3 separate regions of the Mus musculus genome follow, and all the other regions are linked to region 2. A link is a loop called in an ENCODE intact Hi-C map of the cell type or tissue named here. Cell type or tissue: left cerebral cortex. All regions are shown on one strand.

Evidence for each region. A loop is a pair of places that touch in the nucleus more often than their neighbours do. Peaks named below come from ENCODE experiments on the same cell type or tissue, not always from the same donor. Only the 100,000 strongest peaks of a DNase experiment are listed, where the experiment ranks them.
Region 1: a loop joins it to region 2, with 5 times the contacts of the local background. A loop is called at or near these places in 4 of 42 quality-filtered maps.
Region 3: a loop joins it to region 2, with 5 times the contacts of the local background. A loop is called at or near these places in 4 of 42 quality-filtered maps.

What each region holds. Positions count from the first base shown.
Region 1 is chr11:35,277,524-35,285,523 of GRCm38, forward strand. The region is part of intron 4 of Slit3 (slit guidance ligand 3); the gene reads left to right. Among named protein-coding and RNA genes, the nearest start is that of Gm46277, 6.4 kb to the right of the region's middle. In left cerebral cortex, no CTCF peak of the experiment used is centred here; DNase peaks (open chromatin) are centred at 4,902, 5,818 and 6,393; H3K27ac peaks cover 1,557 bases.
Region 2 is chr11:35,116,024-35,124,023 of GRCm38, forward strand. Slit3 (slit guidance ligand 3) reads left to right here and starts at 5,433. Exons shown (of 36, transcript NM_011412.3): 1 at 5,433-5,688. The coding sequence starts at 5,492. In left cerebral cortex, CTCF peaks have their summits at 3,560 (motif pointing right), 4,920 and 6,705; DNase peaks (open chromatin) are centred at 3,566, 4,988, 5,446, 5,596 and 5 more places; H3K4me3 peaks cover 2,852 bases; H3K27ac peaks cover 1,984 bases.
Region 3 is chr11:35,257,613-35,265,612 of GRCm38, forward strand. The region is part of intron 4 of Slit3 (slit guidance ligand 3); the gene reads left to right. Among named protein-coding and RNA genes, the nearest start is that of Gm46277, 26 kb to the right of the region's middle. In left cerebral cortex, no CTCF peak of the experiment used is centred here; DNase peaks (open chromatin) are centred at 4,236 and 5,247; H3K27ac peaks cover 2,891 bases.

The sequences.
Region 1 (8,000 bases), 160 kb after region 2:
TTGATATGGTAGGGCCTTTTCTTCTGAGCCTTTTGTCTTCTGTCCCCTTTATTATTATTATTTCTTTTAACCATGTTCTACTTCAGCCTCCCTGTTGTAAACTAGCTCTCTCACACACATACACGCATGTATGCTCACACATCTAACTGCTGATATAGACAGAGATGAAGATCATACTATAGTAATCTTGTGTGGGTCTGAGCATGGGCCACAGTGTCAGACTGAGTTTACACTGTAGCTATACAAGTTGCTATCCACATAACCTTGACAGAGGTTCTTAACCTCTGTAAGGCCCGGGGATATACTAATGCAGACTGTATATCCTCCGTAACAAAACACTGGACTCTCACATTATTGGTGCTGGGTGTGGCACAACAGCATGCTGATACTCCATTGGAGCTTGGGAACTGGTGTTGTGGTTGATGATGCCATGCTATTATGGAAGACCCCAAAGCAAAGAGGCGGGCAGATAAGCGGCTCACAGAGGAATGAGGACTGCAGGACTAGGCCTGTGCTCTTCTCCTCTTTATAACGTTTCTATCTCTTCAGTTTCTTCCCTGGGCCAGATGGGCTTCGTGTCAAAATGAGAGAGGTGTCCTCAGGCAGCTTGCAAGATGAGTTCTTCATCCCCAACCAACTTAGGAAGCCGCAGGGCGTCCAGCTGCAGCGTGAACGCCCTCACTGGGAACTCCCATTGATTCTGCTTAGACCAGGCTTCCATTGCCAGAGCCAACTGATGTGCCCCAGGTCTGAGCTGGAATGCCAGGCAGCCCGGGTAGCAGGACAGGAAGTGTGAGCGTTAGGAGAGCAAAGGTAGCTGCCCCGTGGGGGATGGGTGGGGACAGATGTGGACACTGGAAGAACTCCCTCCTTAAGGCTTCATGCTGTTGACCCCCCAGCAGCCATGCGAGGTGTGTGCACACTGAAGGGTGGATACATACCTCACTTTCCTCTGGAGCCTAGACACTCAGTCTTGGCGCTAATGAACCGCTTTCCTATCTCTCTGTCTCGGGGCTGAATCCGGTGGGCAGTGACCCAACACCACCGTGATTTGTGGCCCTGCAGGAGGAGGGGAGCGACTGATTATAGAGGCAGCAATTACTCTGCCTAGGCCCCTGCCTGGCAGGGCCTTATCTTTATTTATAGCTGGCTCCGCTGCCCAGAGCCCAGTTTTTGCCCTTGAGTGACTAGTGCACTGCAGACTTAGTTCATAAAACACTGTTTGTTTATAATCCTTAACGGATTCTGCTTTATTAAAAGAGAAGGCTCCACGCCGGGTTTAAATTAAGTAACCGGTTATGGTTTAGTTTGTATTCACAGCGAATATGCAACGGATGGGAACCCATGGCAGAATAATGCACACTCATGACCTGAATTCATTCGGAAAAGTGTCTTTTCAAGGTCCTTGATGCTGGGGCTGAACCATTTCCAATGAGGGTCTAAGTGGAGGCTGGAATAAGTCAGGGTAGCAGGCAGGCCGTCATCCGTGTTCAGTTCCATAATTCGGAGGAGGGGAATGTGACTGTGTTAGACCTAAAGCTGCTACAGGGAGAGAGTGAGCCAGTCTCCAAGCCGCAGGGGAGGCTTGTTGGAGCAGTGGCCACGAAGGATGGGACAAATTCTGACCAAGAAGGAAGGTAAGAGCAGGAAACAATAGAGTCTGATCAAGAGCGGTAGAAGGGCTGTTTTCAGATTCTATACGGGGACAGGTTTGCCCAGAGCATGGGAATCACACAGGAGACGGGTAGGGGGTCCTGTCCTGCTGCTGAGGAGGGCTAAAGCCAAAGGGGTTTGTTCTTGATTCAGAAGCAGAGGGTTACTGTTGACATGCAGAGAGAGAGACAGAGACAGACAGACAGACAGACAGACAGACAGACAGACAGACAGACAAGAGAAAATAAATATATTAACATCAGCGAATCCGTTGGGCCATGACTAGAGACGCTGCTGGAGCACCTAATTCCTGCTGTCTATGAGTTTCCTTCACCCAATACCAACTCTCCAAACCCTCTTTCCTCCCAGAAGCGATGTTGAGCCATCCTCTCAGTGTGAGGAAGAAAGCCTCACACTGTCTTGCTCCTAGCTGCTGTCACCCCACTCCTCCCTTTGTGGTCCATGAAGTCTCAGGTGGTGGTCGGAAATGTTGCTCCTGGGATTTCGAAGTCTCCATGATGGCAGAAAGCTGCATGCCTTATCTAAGACTTGTCACATGCTTCTGTGGCCTCTGAGTGACTATCCCCTGGGGATAGGACAGGTCTGTGGTGTCCTCCTGCAGCAACCTTGCAGAGGAGTCTTGTAGTGATAGCAAAGGCAGCAAGATGCCAAGAGCTACCAGCACTGCTTCCTGCATGCCCCACCCCTCGGCCCCCTGCTTTCTTCCTGCATCCAGTGGACTCCTTTCGGTCTGCACACCATCATAAAATAGCCTGTTTTCTCCTGGGAAGAATCTACCATGTTTACTTGTGAAAAAAAGGCCCCAGAGTCCAGGAGCATCTGCAGCATTAGCCGTTAACATCCAAAGAGGACTTCAAGGTAATTGGTGTATTTGTGGGTAGTCCTCCCATTATGCCTGTGGGTTACATCATGAATCAATTGCAGAACACTTGACTGCGGAGTCCAGACAATGCCTCAGAATCATGCTTGCTCATGGCGCTACAAGCAGTACCTTCCGTTCAGTCCTAGGATTCTACTACAGTCCCTGCCTGTCGGACATCTTATCATCCTTACTGCATACTAGCTGGGCATGTGATCTTCTTCATACTACACCATCAACATGCCACAGCCCACAAGTGTGCACCCTACCTGCCAGCCTCTCTTCCTTCATCTTTATACCCGCCTAGCACCCTTTGTACCCACTCAAGATTTCAGCAGACAGAATGACCACAGCTGGAAGGTGCCAGTGTCATTTATTACACAGGATCTTGGCAGATTAGCTAACCTTCCTGGGAGTATCTCCTCGCCATTAAATTAAAAGTTTGGGTTAAACAGTCTTGAGTCTCTTCCAGCCCTGCCATCTTCTAACATAATTAATTAAATGTCACACTTTTAAACAAAACTTAGTTCCATTCTCTTCTTGAGGGGCAGAGGGAGTAACATGAAGAGAGAAAGAGATGAAGCAGTTTCTGGCTTTTGTTACTCTGTAAATATCAACAAGAGCAGGGTCAGACTTGGATCCATTAGACTTGTCAGCATCACAATCATGGCCCTAGAGCCTCTCATTCCCCAGGCTCTTCCTCCAGGCCTAATTTCACAGCTCTGCAGCTTGCACGAGGATAGTGATGACGATCCCCAGAGCTCTTTATGGACAGACCTTGGTTCTATCTCCAGCCTCCTGTGCCACTTGCCCATCATCAAGAATTCTTTTTAGTATCCCCTGGACTCGTGTCCTCTAGCTAGCTTCAGTTCAAAGGCCCTGCAGAGATTCCTCCACTGGGAAGAACAGCCCATTTCTGGCTCTGGGCTGCAGGGAGGTGGCCACAGGCCAGCCAACCCGCTCCGTGCTGAGTGTGTTTGCTGCTCTTAGAGTGTTTGAGCTGCGGTTAATATATCAATATTTGCTCATGAGGGTATCTGGCACGGAGCAGGTCCCTGGGACACTGGCAGATAGATTGGCTTCTCCCAATGCATTCTTCATTTGAGCAAGGCACGGACAGAGGGATAGCTGCTGACAAGAGGCATAGAAAAGGTTCTCTGGCTTTTCCCAGAAGAGCCTCAGCCTTGTAGTTTGGCACTACGTGAACTTGTCACTATCTCAACGTTGTCTCCATCACTAACTTCTTCCTGGTGTGGCTCCCTCACTCCCACTTTACTCTAATTCTTCCATCCACATTTGACTTGACTGGAAGCCACAGGGGTCTGGCTAGTGCTTGATAGAGTCAGTTTAGTAGCAGTCAATGTGGAGCCAGTTCTCCCCAGCTAGCCGTGTGTATTGGACAAGCTCACTTACCTCCCAGGGTCTCAGAATCCTTCTGAGACCTGAGGATCTTAAGAACAGAATAGCTGAAAGGAAGAGAGAGTACCATACGTGCAAAATCATTTGCAAAGCATCTTCTGCACAAAGAATAGCAAAACATGTTCCATCTTGTCCATCAGCCTTCTCATCCAGCAAACAGCGACTCGTGGGCCCTTTAGCCTACTGTAAGTGTACCACGGATGCTTTTTCCCTATGGCATCTATTTCTCTTTAATTAGCTTAGCACAGGGTCCCTGAAAAAAGACTGCCCGATGCTTTAAGGTTTTAATGGAACCAACCTACACCAAGCACCCAGGAAGAAACCAAACACAAAGGACTTGTGTTCAGTCTTGGGAGAAGTTTGTTGATACAAAATTAGAGGAGGAAAATTCTGTTTATAGTGTCATTGGGGTAAAAAAAAGGAGTCTGGCCTAGGAAAGGTCTCCAGAAAGTGCTAGAGAGGCTGGGGTCCTCGGGAGACAGTAACTCTCCACTGTGACAGCTTCGAGGAGTGTGTCACTGAGAAGCCCATCAGTCATTATTTCTGATGCAGAACAAAGTTCTGCAAAATATCATTGCTGGTGCCATTTCCTTCTGAAGCAGTTTCTTGGCATGCATGTCAAATACTGCAATAGCTCGGATACCCAGAATCCAAAACATTCCTGGGTGTGTTGTGTATGGAAAGCAAGAATGGGAGCTGGGGCCAGGACCCACAGTTCTGTAGGGCAAGCTGAGTCACAGAGGTGGGGACAGAGCATCCCCACTCTGTGGGAACTCAGTGTGCTGAGCTAATTCAAACAGTGTGTGTGTGTGTGTGTGTGTGTGTGTGTGTGTGTGTGTGTGTGCTGTCTTGTTTAATTGGCACAGCACTTCTCACCCACCCTAGACAGAATTCAACACAAGGATTCTGGTACAGGTGATACAATGGAGTGTAGAGCTTAGAGAGAGAAGCCCCATGCGTGTGGGAGAGATGGAGGGAAGCCAGGCAATGCTGTTGCTGATGCTGCATTCCCTGGGCTGCAGTGTGAACCACCCAAGACCTGGCCTCACTTCACATAATCGGGCTTGGCTTTTTGTATCGCTCAGTCATCCCCTGTAGGCCTGTAATCTCACCTCCTGGGAGGTGCTCGGGGCCTGACTTTCTGTGTATTTTTGGTTGTGCTTCAGTAGCTAGACCTCATAGGAGGTAGGGGATACATTTACTGTCCTTGTAAAGAGGAGCTCATTGCATCTACTACTGATGTCACAGTGCAGAGCCCATTTTCAGATGAGAAAACTGAGGCCTGGGATGTTTACATCATTGGCTCACGGGTACCTGGGATGGGGGATCACACCTAGGCATCCATCCTCAAAGACTGTCCTTGTCCTCCTCTGCTTGGATTTAGGGTTGTTATTGTGTGACTATCCTGTCATGTTAAGAGCCCTCTTAGTTCTGACACTGGAATTCCTGAATCTTTGGAGGCTCCTTAGTATGGACAAAGGAGTGCAGCTGGTGGGTGGGAACAAAGGGGAGTCAGTGTGGCACCAGCCAGTGTGACCTGGAAAGGCAGCTCAAGGGACGCAGAGCTGTGACCCTCTCTGTTCTAGAAGCTGCTTTCCCTACAGCTACTGACTGCTTAGGGGATGTGGATAAGGGGGACCGAGCCAGGGAAAGCCCAGGCAGGAGAGCATCCTGTAGCCGCTGAGCAGGCAGGGTGGTCTGAGATCCAGGGTGGGCACGGAGAGGAGAGGCAAGGCTTGTTCGGATGGCTGATCCGAGGAGGCGAGTAAGTTACCAGCCCCCTGAGGCCTCCTCGGGGAGCTTGCCAGAAATAGATACCCTTCTCCTGCCTCCCGCTTTGAAGCAAGCTGTTTTGCTATGTGTGCCTGTGAGTGGGAGGGTGTGAGGGGAGGGGGAGGGGTGCAGAACGATTAAGAGAGAGGAGAGGATGTAAGATGTAAGTCAGTGCTGATCCAATGAGAAAATGTCTTTTCAAGTTCCTGCTGCAGCCATAGGCTGGGCAAGGTGAGACAGGCCGCCATGCTTCTGAAGCCAGGCCTGGCCAGGAAGCCCCTGCGGAGTCCTGCCCAGGGGTGAGACTTTCTGCTCAGTGCAAAAGACGGTGCCAGGTACCAGGACTGAGTCTTGAGCTTTAATGGCACAACTCTTACTTTTAGATGTACATACCCCCATGTATTCACATATACATATATACACATATGTATGCGTGTGTGTGTGTGTGTGTGTGTGTGTGTGTGTGTGTGTGTGTGTGTATTTAAACACACAGCACCTCTTTCTAGGCAGAATAATTGGCATGTTTTTCCTAATGGGAAAGCTGAATCCTGTCCTACACCCCCAAGATTGGCTTTTTAGGAACTGAAAGGAAGGCCAAGCCATGGTTACCATGGTTTCAAGTTAGAGGGTCAAGTTAGCCGCTCACCCCGTAGCATTGGTGCCGAGTGCTCTAGTCTGACTGCCAAGTAGACTATTGTTACCTGCTATTCCAAGCCTGAGGATAGCCAAGCCAACATCCAAGGTCACTGGGCTGTTTATACTGAAACTCTAGCCAGCTCTGCTCTAGTCAAATGCCTTGGTGGCATTGGGCCTGTGTAAGGGGGTGACCAGGGCTGGGTGTAGGGTTGAAAGAGTACCTTGGGAAACACCTGCTCCTTTTGGCTGGAGTAAAACTAGACCACAGAAGCCAACAGCCCATGCTCCTTCGTGTAAGAGATCCTAGGCCACCAGTGAGGTCACCCTCCAAGGTTCCAGGCTACCTTCCCAGTTTAGGTAGCCTGCTATGAGGCCTGTTTTCGGAGAGGAGGGGAGGTGTTCTAGACAGATTGGATTTTGACTTTGGTGCTGTCTTCATCCCTAAGCCCCATTTGATCAGGAGGTTAAGAGTCAACTTCTTTCTGGGTCTCCCTTCTCGTTTTCACCACCCCTAAGTGAGGGTTTCAGGAGACTGCCTAGGGTGATCAGTGCTGAGAAAGAGGAGTTTGTCTTTCCCCACCTAGGCTATCCCAAAGGCAGGACTGAGGGTGACAAGCCTCTTTCATGGCCCAAGGCTGTTGCCTGAAAGTCTCTTCCTCAGCTCCAGTGGAGAATAAGCCTGTTGGACTTAGACCTGCCTCTCATTGCCCTGGTTGTGAGAGGAAAGGAAGGGGGGGGCATAGAATGCCAAGGCTGGGACCAAGCACAGATCTTAGAGATTGTCTTTCATTAGAATCACTTTCCAGCTGTATGTGCATGTGTGCATGTGTGTGAATATGTGTGAGTGTGTGTGTGTGTGTGTGTGTGTGTGTGTGTGTGTGTGTGTAGGTGTAGGTGTAGGTGTAGGTGTAGGACATCACATGCACACCAGGGTTTTGCATTAGTGCTAGAGATCCGAACTAAGATACTTATTGTAGTAAAACAACATTCTTACCACTGATCCATTTCCCCCACATCAATTTCCATAATTTTAAAGCTTTTCAGCATCTCATGATGTGAAAAGTGTTGTATCATGACCAGGAAACAAGGAAGCACACACACACACACACACACACACACACACACCCTCACAGAGAGTATCATGAAATAATACTTACCCTCAGTACCTGTGATAGGCGAGTAATTATTATTTTTATGCATCTAGTAATTTCTTTGGCATTTCATGTCGTGGAATTATTATTAGTGTTGACAGTTGTTGAGCTATTCTCATGGATCTAAGAAGGGATAGTCCACAGGTTAAGGAGATATCACCCAGTCCACCCTTATTTGTAGAGGAGAAAATTGACACATGGTGAGGGACACAAGCTTGCTGCCATCACAAAGCAAGAGTGTGAGTGTGGTGGTCACCTACTACATTCCAGGAATGGCCTTAACTGCATATACAGCAGTGGTCGAAACAAGAAGTGGTCCCTTCCTCAAGAGGGTTAGAGATTGTGGGCACAACAGACCTTAAGCAAACTTAAACACACAATTGTACCAAATCCAAGGAATAAGCCATGAGCTCTAGTATAGAGAGAATCAGATGGGTGGGGACACTTCTTATAGGTCATGGGGAGAAAGTATCCCTGGGGATTTCAGT
Region 2 (8,000 bases):
GCAGAAAACAGGGTCACTGGCTTCTGCATCTCACACGTCCCAGCTCTATAACCACAGATGACTGGATTGCTCTCTCCAGGTCTAGTTGGAAAAATCCTGAGCGAGGGTTATGATTAGATCGTGTCAGTCCCCAAAACTATGGAGGCGAGAAGAAGAAAATTCCAAATCTCCGCCACACTACTGAGTGGAGGGCCACCCAATGCTTCTCTGCTACGGATGAGCCTTGGATTTTAAAACACTTCAGACAGTCCTCTTTCTTCTTTTCTGGATACTTTATTTTAATATCACATAACTATTCATATATTTGTCTAGTCAGAGTAGATCCTGATTTTGGATTGATTCAATAGATTAACTGTAAGCTTTTATTTCTCTTTCTCTGGAGAGAAAGGAAAACATCAATAATAACAACGGTAATATCCTTCCAAGTTCAACTTTTTCTCAGTTCTGATCTCTAGGAAAGAACTACAATCTACATGAACGAGTTATTCTCTCCTTTAGTAAGATTTAACATGGACCAGAGTCTCAGTGAGGGTTGGAACTTCCTCTTCTCCCTGAGTCCTCATTCCCTGATTCCCTAAAGGCCTGTAGGTGGCTCAGTGAGGGGCTGTCACTTTAGGGTCCCTCTTGGTGAATGGGTAACCCAGCATGAAGGAGCACAGCAGCAGCCCCAAGTCAGCGGATGCACTGAGGGAAAGGGGAGGCAGGATTCAGGCATCAGCCACAGATGGGAAGCTCCCAAGGATTAGTAATGATCGAAAGCCATTTCTAACACCTACCTCCTATAGGAGATAGAGGATGAGAGCAGTTGCCAAGGAGATAGAGAGATGAAGAAGAAGGATGCTGGACACAAACTTCCCCCATTAGAAGGAGAAGGCAGGAACAAGGCCAGACTCAGGCTCTTGTGGAAGAAGGCCTAAACCCTTTTAGCAAGCTCTGCATGTGGCCAAACCCAAGGAAGTGCAGGTGATAGGGTCTGCTTCCTAGGGATATAACTACCTCTGACAGAGGGCAGAGGATGGATCTAGGGAATCCATCAGACCATCACAAGTGATTAGTCTCAGTGAATAGAAGTAAATACACCCGAATAAAAGGCCAGGGGGATGGATATGTTCTGCAAGAAAGGATGGAGCCTCCCACTTTCCCCTGAAAGACTGAGCAATGTTGGGTCCCAATAAGTAAACCTGTCACAGGATGCCAAATAAGCCTGCTAATTGGGAAGACTGTTGACACAATCACTCATTCAGCAGTCTTCAAAGGTTTCCTTACACCTGTAGGCACTGAGCATTTGCAAGTTAATTCCGCATATCTCTTCATATGCATGGCACTTAAAAAAGATGTTGGGAGCAATGGATGAGGCAGGGTCACTGTCCTGGAGAATCTAAGAGTGTGGACCATCAATGGTTCCTGGAGGAACTGATAGACAAGCTGAATCTGGGCCAGAGATAGAAGACAGAAGATCAGAAAAGGATGTTCTTGGGGGAAGTGCTGAGTGGGCCTGAGGGGTGGGGGTGGGGGAGAGAGAAAGAGATAGAGAGACAGAGACAGAGACACAGAGAGAGACAGAGAGGGACAGAAACAGAGGCACAGAGACATAGAGACAGAGAGGGAGAGAAGGACAGAGACAGAGAGGGGGAGAGAGAAACACACAGAGAGTGAGAGAGGGAGGGAGGGAGGGAGGCAGGGAGGGAGGGAGGGAGACTGAGACAAAGACAGCAGCTAGCATGCATGAAAGAGCTGACATATTTGCTGGGAGAGCAGATCGCATTTCAGACCTGCATCTTAGAAACACTCTTGGATCTTCAGGACCAAAGATGGCTTGGCAAAGCCAAAACAATTAAACAGTGAAGTAAAACAACAAAGTAATATATGTGGGAGCCAAAGAGATCAACAGTTATACCTGAACCTAGAGTCCATGTTCCTGTTGGAGGACTACAGACTAGGCGGGGCCAGCTGCAAGAGGACCAGACAGGAGTGGGAACTGAGTAGCTGTCCAGAGGAGACACTTGTAGGCCTACTGCCTTCTCACATCCCTGACACCTTCCGGCTAACAACCTCACTGTGTCGCCTTTGACAGAAGAGCTCCTTCCTCCCTGCCAACCAAGTGGAGTTTATACAGAAATGGTACCCATTGCTTCTTGTCTTTTCTGGTGAGAAGAGTGATTACATAACCAGTCCAAACCAGTCCACAATTGGAGCCTTACTGGGAATTTGGAAACATGTTTATGACCTCTTACCTTGGAGCTAGTCCTTGAAACCCTTTTCTCTTTTCTTCTTAGATTTCTTTTGTGCTACCCAAGGCTTTAATCGAGCATAGTGTTTTCATGATCCCCACAAGCTACTGTTATTATATATTGCTTGCAACCAGAAAAAAATGTCATCTGACTGTGGTGGTCCAGTAGAGAGACAGAAGAGGCGAAGGAGAGGCCTAAAGTGGGTTTTCTTCAGGGGATAGGTGGATGTTTGGTTTTAAAGACTGGAAAAGAAAAGGGAATTTTTTTTTAAAAAGTTGGCTAAGGAGGCGTTTGCAGAACACCGAAAATCGTTCCACAGAATGAAAAGTTATCTTTGGCATATGGGCATAGAAAATTCTACCCAACAGCTTGACCCCTAATGACTTACCCAGACTTCAGCAGCGAGGCTGGCGAATTCTTTCGCGAGGAGACTGACACATTGTGAAGATGCCTCAGAGGTAGGCAGAGGCTGAAATGCAACCATGGGCCCTGCTCCACAACCTCTCACTAATTAGCTGGGTAACTTTGCACGGAAGCCTACCTCTCTGATTCTCTTTTCTCCTTAGGAAGAGACAAGAGGTGCGTTTTGTATTTGAGATTCTGAGCTTACATTCCAGGAAAGCTTTTTGTGAGCACCAGAAGGAGTTAACTGGAAAACTAAAGTCAGCAAACCTGCAGCGAATCTCCAAGAAGGGGCAGAGTAAAGAACACCCTAGTCGTTGCTGGGGAAACCCTGTCCCCTAAGAAGACACATGTTAGACCCAGCCATTGCCAGAAGACAGTGGATGTAAAACACCCAGATTAGGTGATTTCTAAGGGTGTCTCTGCCCAAGAAATGCAGGTCTCTGTGCACCCTGCTCGTCTGTGTACGCATGTCTATTTCACTTGCCCAGTACTTAAAGATGACTGATTCTGAAGAACTCCCATGATCTGTGGTCTGTTTTAGGGGCCTTCTCTGAGGAAGTAGCATATTTCAATGCCCGAGAAGTCATTTAAAGATCCAGTAGGCTCTCAAACTCCCATGCAGCTTAAATAGAAACACAGAGGCTTACCACTGTGCTCAGAGAACCCACCCAGGTCCAGGCTGCAGGGCTGCAGAGCATGCTTTTAGTATGCATGCATTTCAGCAAACAAAGACAACCCCGCTCTTTGCTGTTCCAGACAGTCTGAGATGCTTTTGTGCCCTTGGGACCTTGCCCGGTCCTCTCTCATCTGCCTCAGCCCTGGTACTAAATTGGTTCAAGGTTTGTAGGAAAGCTTTGGAGGACTGAGGCAAAGGCATGTTTGGAGTTCTTTAATGCTGAAGTCACCATCGGAAGCAGAGCCTAGCTCTTTTCTGGCCACCAGAGGGCGATGGCGGCAGCAGCTGGGCAGAAACAGTTCCCAAGAATAACAGCAGAGAACTGAATCTCACGTGTGTGCTGGGGTTGGGGTATAAGTGTGTGGGGGTGGGGGGGGGGAGCTGGGGGGCAATTGAGTCCTTAGAGCTAAGTCTCTGAAAATATGCTAGCTATAATAAAATAAAATTTGCACCTCAGCTATATATTTACAGTGTGTAGTCAAGTAGCTAAAAGTTTCCTTTAAGGAAAATAGAAGAATCTGAGTAGCATTCATATGAGGGAAAAGAGAGTTCTCAGGCGCATAGTGGTTAGTGGTATGTGAACATACATGTTCTTCTCTGTATGTGACTGCATATTTTTTGTGTGTGAAAGTGCATGTGTTTTATAGTTAAGAGTATAGGGGTGTGGGGGGGTGTAGTGTGTGTGTGTGTGTGTGTGTGTGTGTGTGTGTGTGTGTGTGTAAAACCAAGGCTATTTCAGACCTTTCCAGTACAAGAGGATCTCAAGGAAGTCTGGGCAATATTTCCTCCAGTTCCTGCCCCTTCCCTTCAAACAAACAAACAACATCATTCCTACAAGTATGTATGGAGCCTGTAACATGGCCCTTCCCCACCGGCATCTGGAAAAGCTCAGACCAGCCAATTTAGAGCAGGCACTGGCAGAATGAAGGCAAGGCTGGGGAGGAGGGGGATGGGGAATAGGTCCCTTGCATGCTACTGCACTATTTTATAAAATCACGTTCTTTTCTTTGATGTGCAAGGGAAGTCTGTCAGAACGGTGGCACCTTGAAATAAGGAAATAAAGGTCCGCAGGTGACATGATTGCCCCTTAGTCCCCTAGACAGGAAGCAGATGAAGTGATGGTGTCAATACCGGGGTCCAAGTTCTTACATTTACTACAGAGAGAGAGAGAGACAGAGAGATAGACAGACAGACTGACTGACTGACTGACTGACTGACTGTGACTGTGTGTCTGTGTAGTGTTCTCTAATCTGTAAGTCCTCTAGGAAATAGTTGTTGGCCTTAGCTGTGAACACTAATTAGGGTAGGGGCAAAGTTTCCACGGATAAATGTGTCAGGGTACAGAATGCCTAGTAGCTGTATGGTCTCGGATAATCATTTCACTTAGTCCAACTTTGACTCTTTCACCTAAAACATGAAGCCTAGTTTCTGATGCTCCCATGTGGGTATTCTGTATCCAGCTCGGTGACTGAATTAAAAAAAAAAAATGAAGCCACGAGGTTTATCAGTTCTTGGCTCCCAAGAATAAATGAATTTCAATGTTTCTTTCCTGGCGGCCCGGGCTGGCCAAGTCCCTTTCCTTCCCAGTTGGGTCTCTCTAGCTCCCCTGCTGCCTCCTCCCTACAGGCTCTTGGTTGCTCCAGCAAAGTTCCCAACTTAGTCGACGTGACGCTCAGCGCAGCCAATGGGAGGCGGAGCTGGTGTTTTGGGAGGGGGGCGGGAGGGGCCGGGCCCCGCGTCTCCGGTGTCTACCCTGCTCAGTGAATGGAGAAAGCGAGCGCCGGCTAGCTCTCCGGACCACTCCGTGCCCCAGCCGCCTCTGTGCTCCGCAGCCCAGCCCTGAGCCGGACTTCCCGGGGCACGGTGCTCCCTGGCGCTCAGTCCAGGACCCAGACAGAGCCCTCACCTCTACCGGCGACCCAGAGGGACCCGAGGGCGCTCGGTACCTGGGCACCGTGAGTGATGCGCAGCGGGGCAGCGCCAGCCCCACGGATGGAGCTGCTGCCGCCGCCGCCCGGCGCGCCCCGCTCCGCCCGCACCCCGTGCGCCTGAGCGCCGCGCCCGCCCCTCCTCCGCGCTAACTCCGCCGCCCGCCCCCCAGGCCGCCCGCGCGCCTCCTCGGGCTCCTCGTGTCCCGCCTCGCCAGGCATCCTCCTCTGGGTGCGGGCGCTTGTGCACCATGGCCCTCGGCCGGACCGGGGCCGGCGCCGCTGTGCGCGCCCGCCTGGCGCTGGGCTTGGCGCTTGCGAGCATCCTGAGCGGACCCCCTGCTGCCGCCTGCCCCACCAAGTGTACCTGCTCCGCCGCTAGCGTGGACTGCCACGGGCTGGGCCTGCGCGCCGTTCCTCGGGGCATCCCCCGCAACGCAGAGCGCCTGTGAGTACCCACCCCGCCCGCCCGCTCAGGCCACCCACCCGGCTGGCTCCTACAGAGTCGCCCTCAGGGCGCAGGTCCTTCTTTCCTCTCCGGTGCATGGGGGACGATCCCTACTCCCCTACCCCTGCTGTCAGACACGCTCAATAAGTTGGGGGTGGCGTGGCTTTGGGCAGGTGTGGAGAGAAGTGTACGAGTTGCCCCCGCGATGGGACCGCGTAGTGCCTCCCTGGTTGAGGGCACCGGGGGCTTATCCGCTGACAGATCGGGAGAATAAAGCTAGCAGAAGGCTAGCGCGGAGGAGTGGGGGGGTGTCAGAGAGCGTGGTGGTCTCAAGGTTTGGGGTTGGGTATGAGGGGTCCATTACCCCTTGCTTCTTAAAGAGGGAGAGGCGAGGTAGCAAGCTAGACGGAGATGGGGAGTTTCGATCGCAGAGACCTGAGAGCCTCCTTCCCGGACCCCCTCGCCCCCCCCCCAAAAAAAAAACCTGCGACCCTCCTGGAGATCAGAATGGGCCAGCTGCTGTGTGGCTGTCCTTGCTAGGAAAGTTGAGTGTGTACGAAAGAGGTCTTAACTTCTGAAAAACCGGACGGATTCTGAGTGGGTGCTCTCAACACCCTCCCTGCCTGGAGTGCAGCATTGGGGATGCCAAGTTGCAGCCCGGGTGAATTTTTTATGGCCGGGTTATAAATGCCTCCCCAAACGGGCCGGAGAATGGAAATGCTGACAGCCCTTTAAATGAGACCTAGCGCTATAATCTTACAAACCGCACTCAGCCTCGGATCCTGGGGTTGGCAGCTAGCGGAGAGGCTCTTGGAGAGTGGGGTGGATTGACCCTCGTTTTAACCCCAATTGTGCAACCAAATATTTACTTTTCTTATGTCAGCGTTTTGGAAAGATTTATCATTTTGATCCTCACGACCAAATTCAAAATTTGGCCTCCGGGGGTGGGCTCCTTTTAGTCCACAGTTGGGGGCGGGGTGAGGGAGTATGGAGCCCTGGTGGTGGAGGGAGCTGGAGCCTCTGAGTGGGTGAAGGCTTGCCCTAGTCACAATTCCAGCCATTGCACTGCCCAGTTGCTCTCTACCCAGCCTGTCTCAGGGTTAGCATACGGGTCTTCTTCAGTCCTGCCTACTTCAGGTCAGGAAAGAGCCGGGTTGTCCTAGCTGCCCACCACTGTTATCACCCCTACCGCCTCCCCACACCTCCCCCTTTCTTCTTCTTGGCTGTCTAGGCAGAGACTTCCTAGAAATGCTTTCTTTATTCTGGGTGTTTTCTTTTGTTTGTTGTTTTCAAAGTGCAGTGATTGTTCTGTTGTTTAGACTGTAGAAATTCTGGAGGGCTGGCCCTGAGTCTTCATTAACACCAGGAAATTAGGATCAGAAATGCAAACCGACCTGCCCAATAAAACAGGGCAAATATGCCACCAGAGAAAGGGGCTGGAATCCAGGCATCCACACCTTCATTCAGGTTTTGTATTAGACCCTATTTGTGAAAAATCTCATTTAAATGGTATTTTTAGGTATGTATAAACTAAGTTCCCCTTCTCACATGAATGCTGCAGACGAGTTAGTGAGATGATAAATGTTTAGTGGGTGCTTCCCTGAGACATGTTGCATTTCCCTTCTTCCTTGAACCTCCCACGGTCCTATTTCTTACATAGCCAATACTCATTACTCGGCCTCATCCCATCTGTCCTGCATCCATGGTCATGTAACCGGTTAGTCCCAGCCTGCCAGGCTTCTAAGCCCAGGTCTCCCACCAGTCTGTAGACTCCTTAGAACCAGAGTCAGTTTGGGCCAAGATCTCTATAAACAGACCGTCATGAGAGGGCCTGGCTGGGTTTGAGTCTTCCTGTAGCACCAGGTTGCCTCTGCTGTTGGTATATACTGCCATCATTCATCTTGCTTTAACACCAGCTCTTTTTACTTGGGGTCATTATTTTCCGTAGTCAGAATCACAGAGTCAGCTTGGGAGGATCAGAACAGCGGGCCCCTCTCTTCTGGCTAGTCGGAAGTTTTCAACACCTGCAGCCAGTATGCCACCAGCCACTCCCCCTGGAGACCCTGAGGACTTGGGACATCTCCTTCGCTCTGCAGCTGTAGACAATTGATAAAGACCTGAATCCAGGCATTCCCAGGGGTCCCTCTTGCTATAGCCATGGTGACTGCCCATCATGGGCAAAGTAGGTGCTGCTCTGCCACGTCTGTGGTTGCCTAGTGTAGCGTTGGTCACTGCTGTAAGGGCATGCTTGAGACAGAGCTACCAAGGCTGAGCTCTTAGTGTCTTTCTAAGACTGGAGCCTTTTAAGGACA
Region 3 (8,000 bases), 140 kb after region 2:
CCTGTCAGAAGTCTCCAAGGCCCAGAAATTTAAAACCAAATTATTGAGCAGTCCCTGCATGCTGGAACTCTGCTGTCTTGAAACAATAGAAAGTGGGACTGCCGAATGTTTATTATTTTCTAAGAAGTTATTTTTCACCTTACTTGGTTTGGGTTTCCAAAGGCACGTAGCTGCTTTCCAGAGACTTCTTGTTAGGCCAGAGTTGTAGGAAGGGGTGACCTGCGCTTGGAATGAGAGACCCAGAAAGGCATGAGGGATTGAGTCCTGGGATGCAGGGGCAAAGGCTCTCTGCTGGAGAGGATGAAGAACCCCTATGGGAACTCTGTTGTCAAGTTCATCTTTGTTCTCATAACCAAGAACAGAACACTGAAACTCAGTCTCCAGGGCATGAGGCCAGGAAGTCGTGTTCCAGGTAAGTTGAGTGGGATTGGCCCTGGGCCAGGGCACTTCTTGATGTTCACAACCCTCTGCTGCTTCTTTGCCTTGGCCTATCTCTAGCTGTACTCGCACAGAGCCACTGGAGAGGGGCTGGGTGGCTGGCCCTTGGGGCAGCAGGACAACATACCAGAAGTTAGCCTGCCTGGGTTTGAGTTCTCTACTGCTTGGGTAGATTTTTCAGGGCCAATGCTGTTTTAATCTTTGCAATGGGCGCATTGATAGCTAGCTAGGACAATGACGTGGGGTGCTTTCTGTACTATGTTACAGCATAGCCTGGAACCAAGCAAGCCTCAGGCCATGCTGGCCAATAGCTGTCTTCTTAATGTGGGATTGTGTGGAAAGGCTTTTGGGAGAATGTTCCAGATTCTCCATGTGGCAGAGAGCACACAGATACCTTCTTGCAGAGGAAGACTCACCTCAAAACATTGCTGAGCTTTCAGTAGTTATGGAATAAACCATAACTACTAAGAACAAATTCGTTAAGGCCAGGGAGCCACTGAGGTAAGGCCTCAAAAGGCACCTGAGTGTTAGCGGGGCAGCTGCTGAGTGCTGCCAGTTTCTTAGACAAAGACTGAACGTTCTCTCCATGCCAGTTAGGAGACTGCTGTCAGGAGAGGGGCTCTCTTCAGTCAACGCCTGTCTTCTGAGCCACTGCTCAGTGCAAGTCCCTCAGAAACCATTATGATCTAGGTCCTCAGAACATAGATGGGAGCAGATCAGAGCAAATGGCCCATATGGTGAGATTCTTAATGGGGGAGGCATATGCACGAGAAACAGTGAACTACAGGGTAGCTGGAGTGTACATGGCTATAAGTACCCTGTGGGATGAACACGCACAGGAGGAGGCTTGGGTAGGAGGTGGAGGGTGGTTTCGGATAGGGCAGTTAAGGAAGGGTCTCACAAGATGGTGACCGTGATGACTTGGGCAAACAGAGGAAGGGAGCCATGTGGACAGCCGGGGAAAGAGCAGCATGCAGGAATGGAGGAGTCTGTGAGTAAATCAACGGAGCAGTGGAAGGATCTATGTGCTGGGGCTGTCGTAGTGATGGAAAGTGATTGAAGTAAACTGAAAGCACTTAGGGTAGAGCCTGGTGCAGAGTGTGTCCTTAACCTCAGCAGAGTGAGGAATGAATCACGGCCACTTTCTGTTTCCTCACAACTCACCTTTCCCCTCGCCCTTCTCTCCCTCTGTCCACCCTTCACTCTCTTCTACCTTGCAGTCCTGGAAGTGGAATCCAGGGCTTGTCTCATTCTAGGCAAGTGCCCGCTGAGGGTATTATATACCAGCCTGAGGCAACCCTCAGAGGGCATTCCACGTGGTTTGTTGCTTCCGACAGCCCTGGAGAGTAGGCAAGGCAATTCCTCTCAGCCTGCACCTCCCCTTGGAAAGGCCAATGGGTCAGGCATTTCCTGAAAGGCCATCCCCTGCCCAGCACACTAATCTACTCTCTGCTTTACAGATATGCATCGCCTTCCCTAATACTTACAGAGTATGGAAGGTAGGGCTTGGTCATACCTGTTTGAAAGATGGCAGAAGTGAGCAGAGCTGGAACAACAGGCAGCCCGGGTGGCCCAGCAGGTGGCTTGCTTTGGTTGGGCTTTGGAGACCGTGGCACAGTATCTGCTGTGGCATGCACAATGAGCCTGAGTCTATATTTCTCCCCCACACACATCCACCTTTGGGGTGCCATATCAAACAGGTGGCCCTGGAGACAGAGCTATTAGCTGGATTGTAGTTTAACTGAAGTAGACAGCTGGCCACTGAGCCAGGATCAGTGCTCCTGACTCAGGCTTGCTGGAAAGAAAGGCTGCCTGGATCCAGAGAACTATAGCCACATTCCATCAGGGAAGGGGGCTAGCTGGGGACAGCCCAGAACAAGACTGAGTCATATGGGTGACAGATCAACTCAGAGAGAATGGGAAGAAGCCAAGGTCACTTGATGGTGTATACTTTGGGGCAGAGTAGGAGTGTACCCCCAGGGCCTTGAGGGAAGTTGGCACTTCAGACGATTGGGCAAAGCATGGGACCTAGGATAGTGCAGCTCCTGCTGGTGACGGTGCCATGGTCCTCTGCCACACCCTGCTTCTTGAGCTTGGAGGGAACGCTTTCTCTAAGGGAGTTGGATTCAAAGAAACTCTTTCCATCCCATCTTCTCTGCCTTACAGTTACTCAGTACAGTTACAGTCTCTGTGGGGAGTCTGAGGGTGGCATTTAGAGGCCTTCCACAAAAATTCTAAAACAATAGGCTAGACTCACAAGTATGTGGTCTGTTTAGATGTCTGGGGTTGCTTTCCCCTGCTTTGAAAGAGAACATCTCAAGCATCTTGATTTGCTAAAAATCTTACCAGAGTATAAATCACTGGGACACGGGTGGGCTCAGGACTGTCAGGGCTCACTGGAGATGGGTCTACTACCTTCTCCCATGCCCCTTTTCCCCTTCCCCTTTGTACCTAAGCTTTTGGAAGACTTAACAGGGCAAAAGTCGTAGAGACTTTATAGGAAAATTAGCCTGAGAGTGACAAGCCCGAAAGATGTGCACGTCCCTCTGTGGCTCAGGAGAGTAATACCTATATAGTGTCTCCTTATACAGATAAGAATGAAGTATCCCATCCAATCTTCCTACCCAGCTCTGAGCCAAAGGCTCATGCGGTTGCACTCTGAGCTCATAGCTCATCCTATCTGTGCACTTACTTTGATGCAGTTCTGAGACTACAGAGCAGTAGGGAACTGTGGGAAAATTATAAGGTCAATATTTTTCAGCTGTTCCCCGCTATATGTGAGTCATGAGGGGGAAAGGCGAGCAGAGCCTGACATCAAAAGCCTACATCTGGGATGGGGGCCATCTTCGCTGTTGGATTCCCTAGCTTAAGGCTAGTTTGTGCAAAGCAGAGAGCCTATAGATGGAGTCGATTTGGTTTACCTGATAATTTCCTTTTCTAATAATCTGTAGCAACCTGTTTTTCCTCCTTCGTGTCCATCTTCTGAGAATTTCCCTGGGTCTAAGTCCCATTCCTGTAGCTTCCTCCTTCAGAGGCAACATCCTCATCATGAGATGAATCATGGATCATTTGGTAGTAGATGCTCATTCTGACCCTAGCCCACTAAGCCCTGTGTCTCTACCTACAAGGCCATGGCTCTGACTTGATTTCATCCTTAGAGTAGTTTCAGAGAGGAGGGGAGCCAGGCACAGTGAGATTAAGTGACTTCCCCAAGTTCACTTGTAGAGATACAGGCCTGGCTTCCTTTGACCCGAAGCCTCTGGATCTTGATGTGTTGACTTCCAGGGTGGTCCATGTCTTAGGTAACTGTGTCCACACTTGGCTTTTCTACACAATTCGGGGATATGCTCCTCCATGGTCGACATTCCCACAACATCCAGCACAGAACAGCTTATACAGATCCACCCGAAGTGGCTGTGGCCCTACACTTACGTTCACTTTGCATAATGACCTTGGGGCAGGAAGGAAGGGACCTTATTTCTCCCCCTCAAATGGGAACTTGGTGATCTAGGGCATATCTTAAACATCCTACCTCCCAGTCTCTTGGAGGGCTTGTTACAACAAATTCCTGGATTCGGTCCCAGGATGGCTGAGTCAGGAGTTCTGGGTGGAGCTGGAGGGCCTTGAATTTCTTTCCACTTTCCAAGGTGGGCAGGGGCCCCAGACTGAGACCCACTATCGTAACAGAAGGCGAAGCAGCATCAAACCCTACTCTGACCGCAGGAAGCTCTGTAAGACTCCCAAGATGTCAGGAGCATCCTCAGTAAAGAATGCCGAGTAATGCTATCCAGTCATGAAAATGTTCAGAATGTCACATTTGCATATCTATGCTGAACATCTCATTATAGCATTTCTTTTCCGAGCACCGAAGCAGCACTCACCATGTGCTAGGCACTGGTTTGCAAATATACACAGTTCCCATGGCAGGCGCGTGTGGTAGTCCTTTCCTCAGATTTCCTTCATTGTACAGAGAGGTAGGCTAAAGTCCAGAGACATTCTATAAATTACCTGGGATCGCCCAGCTAGTCAGTCTGTGCAGCTGGGCAGGAACCCAGGCAGTCTGGCTCCTGGTCACCACATTCAGCCCCTGGGCAGAATATGGCACCTGGCTTGTCATCAACAAGACTTTCCCATCCCCAGGTAAGCTAAGAATTGCCTGCAGAAGAAGAGCGGTGAAATGTTTCTATTTCCAGTTCCTAGGCAGATTAACCATAAATAACAACGATGCATGTTTTATGACCACCACTTGGAAATCCCACGCTTGGCCACCCCTCTAATACCAGTCTGGTTAGCCCAGAGTGGCTTGTTCTCTTTCTACCCCTCTGGCATTGAAGTTTATCATTGCTCAAGAGGAGGATGCTTGAAAGAGGCCTGTTGGTTGTAGGAGTCCAAGAGGTGGGTTGCGGGTCAATAATAAAAGCAGAGCGACGTTTGTTGCTCTCCCATGCAGAGCCTTGAGAGTCTATCCAGCGGGTGGTAAGGAGGCTCAGCCTGAGGAAGGACGGTGATGGACAGGGTGGGAGGGGAGCAAATAGTTTCAGCCTGGCCGAGTAACTGAAGGACGGGCAGTGGGAGCATTCCAGCTATGTCATGGGAAATGGCTATGGCCAGGGCTCTGATTAGCTGTCAACCACAAATCCCCTGGGACCCTGCCAGGGGTCAGGCAACTGGGGTGCCTCTCGAATGCCAAATGGTTTGCCTTATATTATTGTCAAAGGAGAAGGAGGCGATTTTGAGCGTTATCCCTGGATGTGTGCACTGGCACTGCCAGGAGCTGAGAGATGGTTGGGGATGTGGGAGGGAGAGAGAAGCTAGAAAAATTCGCTTTTCATTCCAGGAAACATAGAGAGAAAAACCAGTCCATGCCACTGGGCCTTGGCATGATCTCAAAGCTGTTTTAGTCACCACCTCCGAAGCTTTCTGCCCTTTCCTTCCCTTTCTGCAAGGTGAGACATGAAAGTCTCCACCTCATGAAAGCCCTAAAGGGGGAAATGCTGACCCAGATCCCTTACAGTTGAGGTGGCATGGAACAATAGCCCTTCAAGAGTATGGATATAACAAGAGAGCCCCCCATGGTTTGCTTGCTTGATGACTTTGGCCTGAAACAGAGCCATGAAATGTGGAAACATCAAATATGATGACAAATGAACCAAATGTCATCCCACACTGGGCCCCTGGGAGGGACGAGGTGGTGTTCCTTCAACCCATTCCTCTAGCTTACGCCTTTAGAAATGTTTCATTGAGGAAAGGAAGGGACAGGTTGGCTATTTGATTAATTATGTCTAAAAGGGGGAGAGAAGAAAAACAAATCTCTTAAAACTCTTCAGGGATATTTGGCTAGTAAAAGCCTTTCTCTGAGCTTTTTTCATGGTCCCACAGCAGAAGGAAACCTTTCTGCAAGTTTAGTGGTCACAAAGGTTGGTAGTTCATGCCTTAGGGTTAGATGAGTCAGGTGTGCCCTGGGTAGGTGAGATGTGTGAGAGTGGACAGATCATTTTTCCAAGTAGTGATTTTATTATCACCACACAATGAGGATAATGTTAGTTCCTTCCACTCAGATCATTAATAATCCTTATGAAGTGTTAGGACAATGATAGACACACTAAGAGTGTAGCATTTTGGAGCCAGTGATGCTTAGGCTCAACTTCAAAGGATAGAAGACACTGAAAAAACAGAATGTATGGAAGATGAAGGTTGATTTTCTCTGAACTACTCATCTGAAGCTAGGAAGACAAGAGCACATACGGCAGATGCTCCAACACCCAAGTCAGTGTTGTTCTTGTACTGCCATGCTTTGCGCTTATTTAAGCCATCAAAGTCAGGTTTGAAACCAAAGGCACATGGAAGAAAAAGTAAAGGGGAAGGAAGGTCATGTGACAGTAGCATTTGAAGGAGGTAACCACATAATGGTCTGTTTGTTTCGCATAAGCTTAGAGTTTGTGCTGCTTTTCCTAAGCTACCATCTCTGCCTTTTAATTGGTGTGTTTAGACCGTTCACATTTAATGTAATTATTGTTATGTTAAGTCTGTCATTTTAGTTTTATTTTTCTGTTATTTTTTTTCCTTTGGTTTCCTTTTCTTTGTCTTCTTAGGGGTCACACGGACATATTTTATAACTCCATTTTTATTCATTTATATTGTCTCAGGATGCCTCTTTTTGCATAGCACTTTTAGTGGTCCTTCTAGACATTTCACTATGTGTCCATCATATTCTATGGGTATCAACAGTTTACCAGTTCAAGAGAAAGTTGGGGACCACACTTTCCTTCACAGTCCTTTACTCACTTCCACTTGGATACAGTCTTAAATACTTCCTGTAAATACTCTAAGAACCACACCAGTTTCATTGTTTCTGTTTCCAGTACTAAACATAATTGGGATAATCTAATAAGGAGATACGTTTACGCACAGCTGTACTCTGCCCATTGCTCTTTCCTTTGTCTCTGTCCTAAACTTCTTTTATTCTTTGTTTATAGAATTTGTCTTTTTAATGTCGTGTCTTACTGTGACAAATTCCCTTATTTTTCAATATCTTGAAATTTCTCAATCCTTGGGCTTTGTTCTACAGGATATTTTGGGTTGTGTGTTTTGAACTAACAATTCTTTTCTCATTGCTCCCCAAAATAAAATAAGATAATAAAAAAATTTAATGTGTTGCTTCTTTTATGGTATCTAAGGGAAACCCTGAAGTCCTTTGAATTATTTTCCCTCTGTAGGTAGGGGATGTGTTTCCTTCCCACTGTTTTTAAGATTTTTTAAAAATTTCATTTTTCATTTTTCAGAATTTTGACTGTGACATTTCTTGGCCTAGATTTCTCACAGTTAATTGTATTTCTGATCTATTTTCTTTTTGAATCTGTAGGGTTTTGTCTTTTTCCGTTTGGGAATTTCCATTGCTTAGTTTTTCCGTTGCTTTCTCGTCCACTTCATCTTCTCTCTCTCTCTCTCTCTCTCTCTCTCTCTCTCTCTCTCTCTCTCTCTCTCTCTCTCTCTCCTGCTATATGTTGACATGGATGCTAGATCTACAAGGCTCTGGATCATTTATGTTCTTTCTATTTTTTCTTCTTTATTCAGATTGGGTGACTTATGTTATTCTGTCCTTATTCCCACTATGGAGCCTATTTACTGAGTCCTCAATTTTTGGATATATTTTTCAGTTCTTAAATTCCCATTTTGGCACCCTCTTGAATTCTGTTTATTTTCTGTTTCTTTTAGTGTTTCAGTTTGTAGCAAACATGATTTTAGGGCTGGAGAGAGGGCTCATCATTTATGAACAATAACTCCTCTTACAGAGGAACCAGGTTCAGTTCCCTGCACTCATATGGTAGCCAAACCGCCTATAACTCCAGTTCCAAGGCATGTGATGACCTCTTCTTGCCTCCAGGGCATTTACATATGATGCTAATAAATCCATGTAGACAAACACACATAAAACATACATATATACATACATACATACATACATACATACATTCATACATACATACATACATACATACATACATACATATATACATACATACATACATAAAACAAACAGGATGTGCTTCTATTGTTCGCAG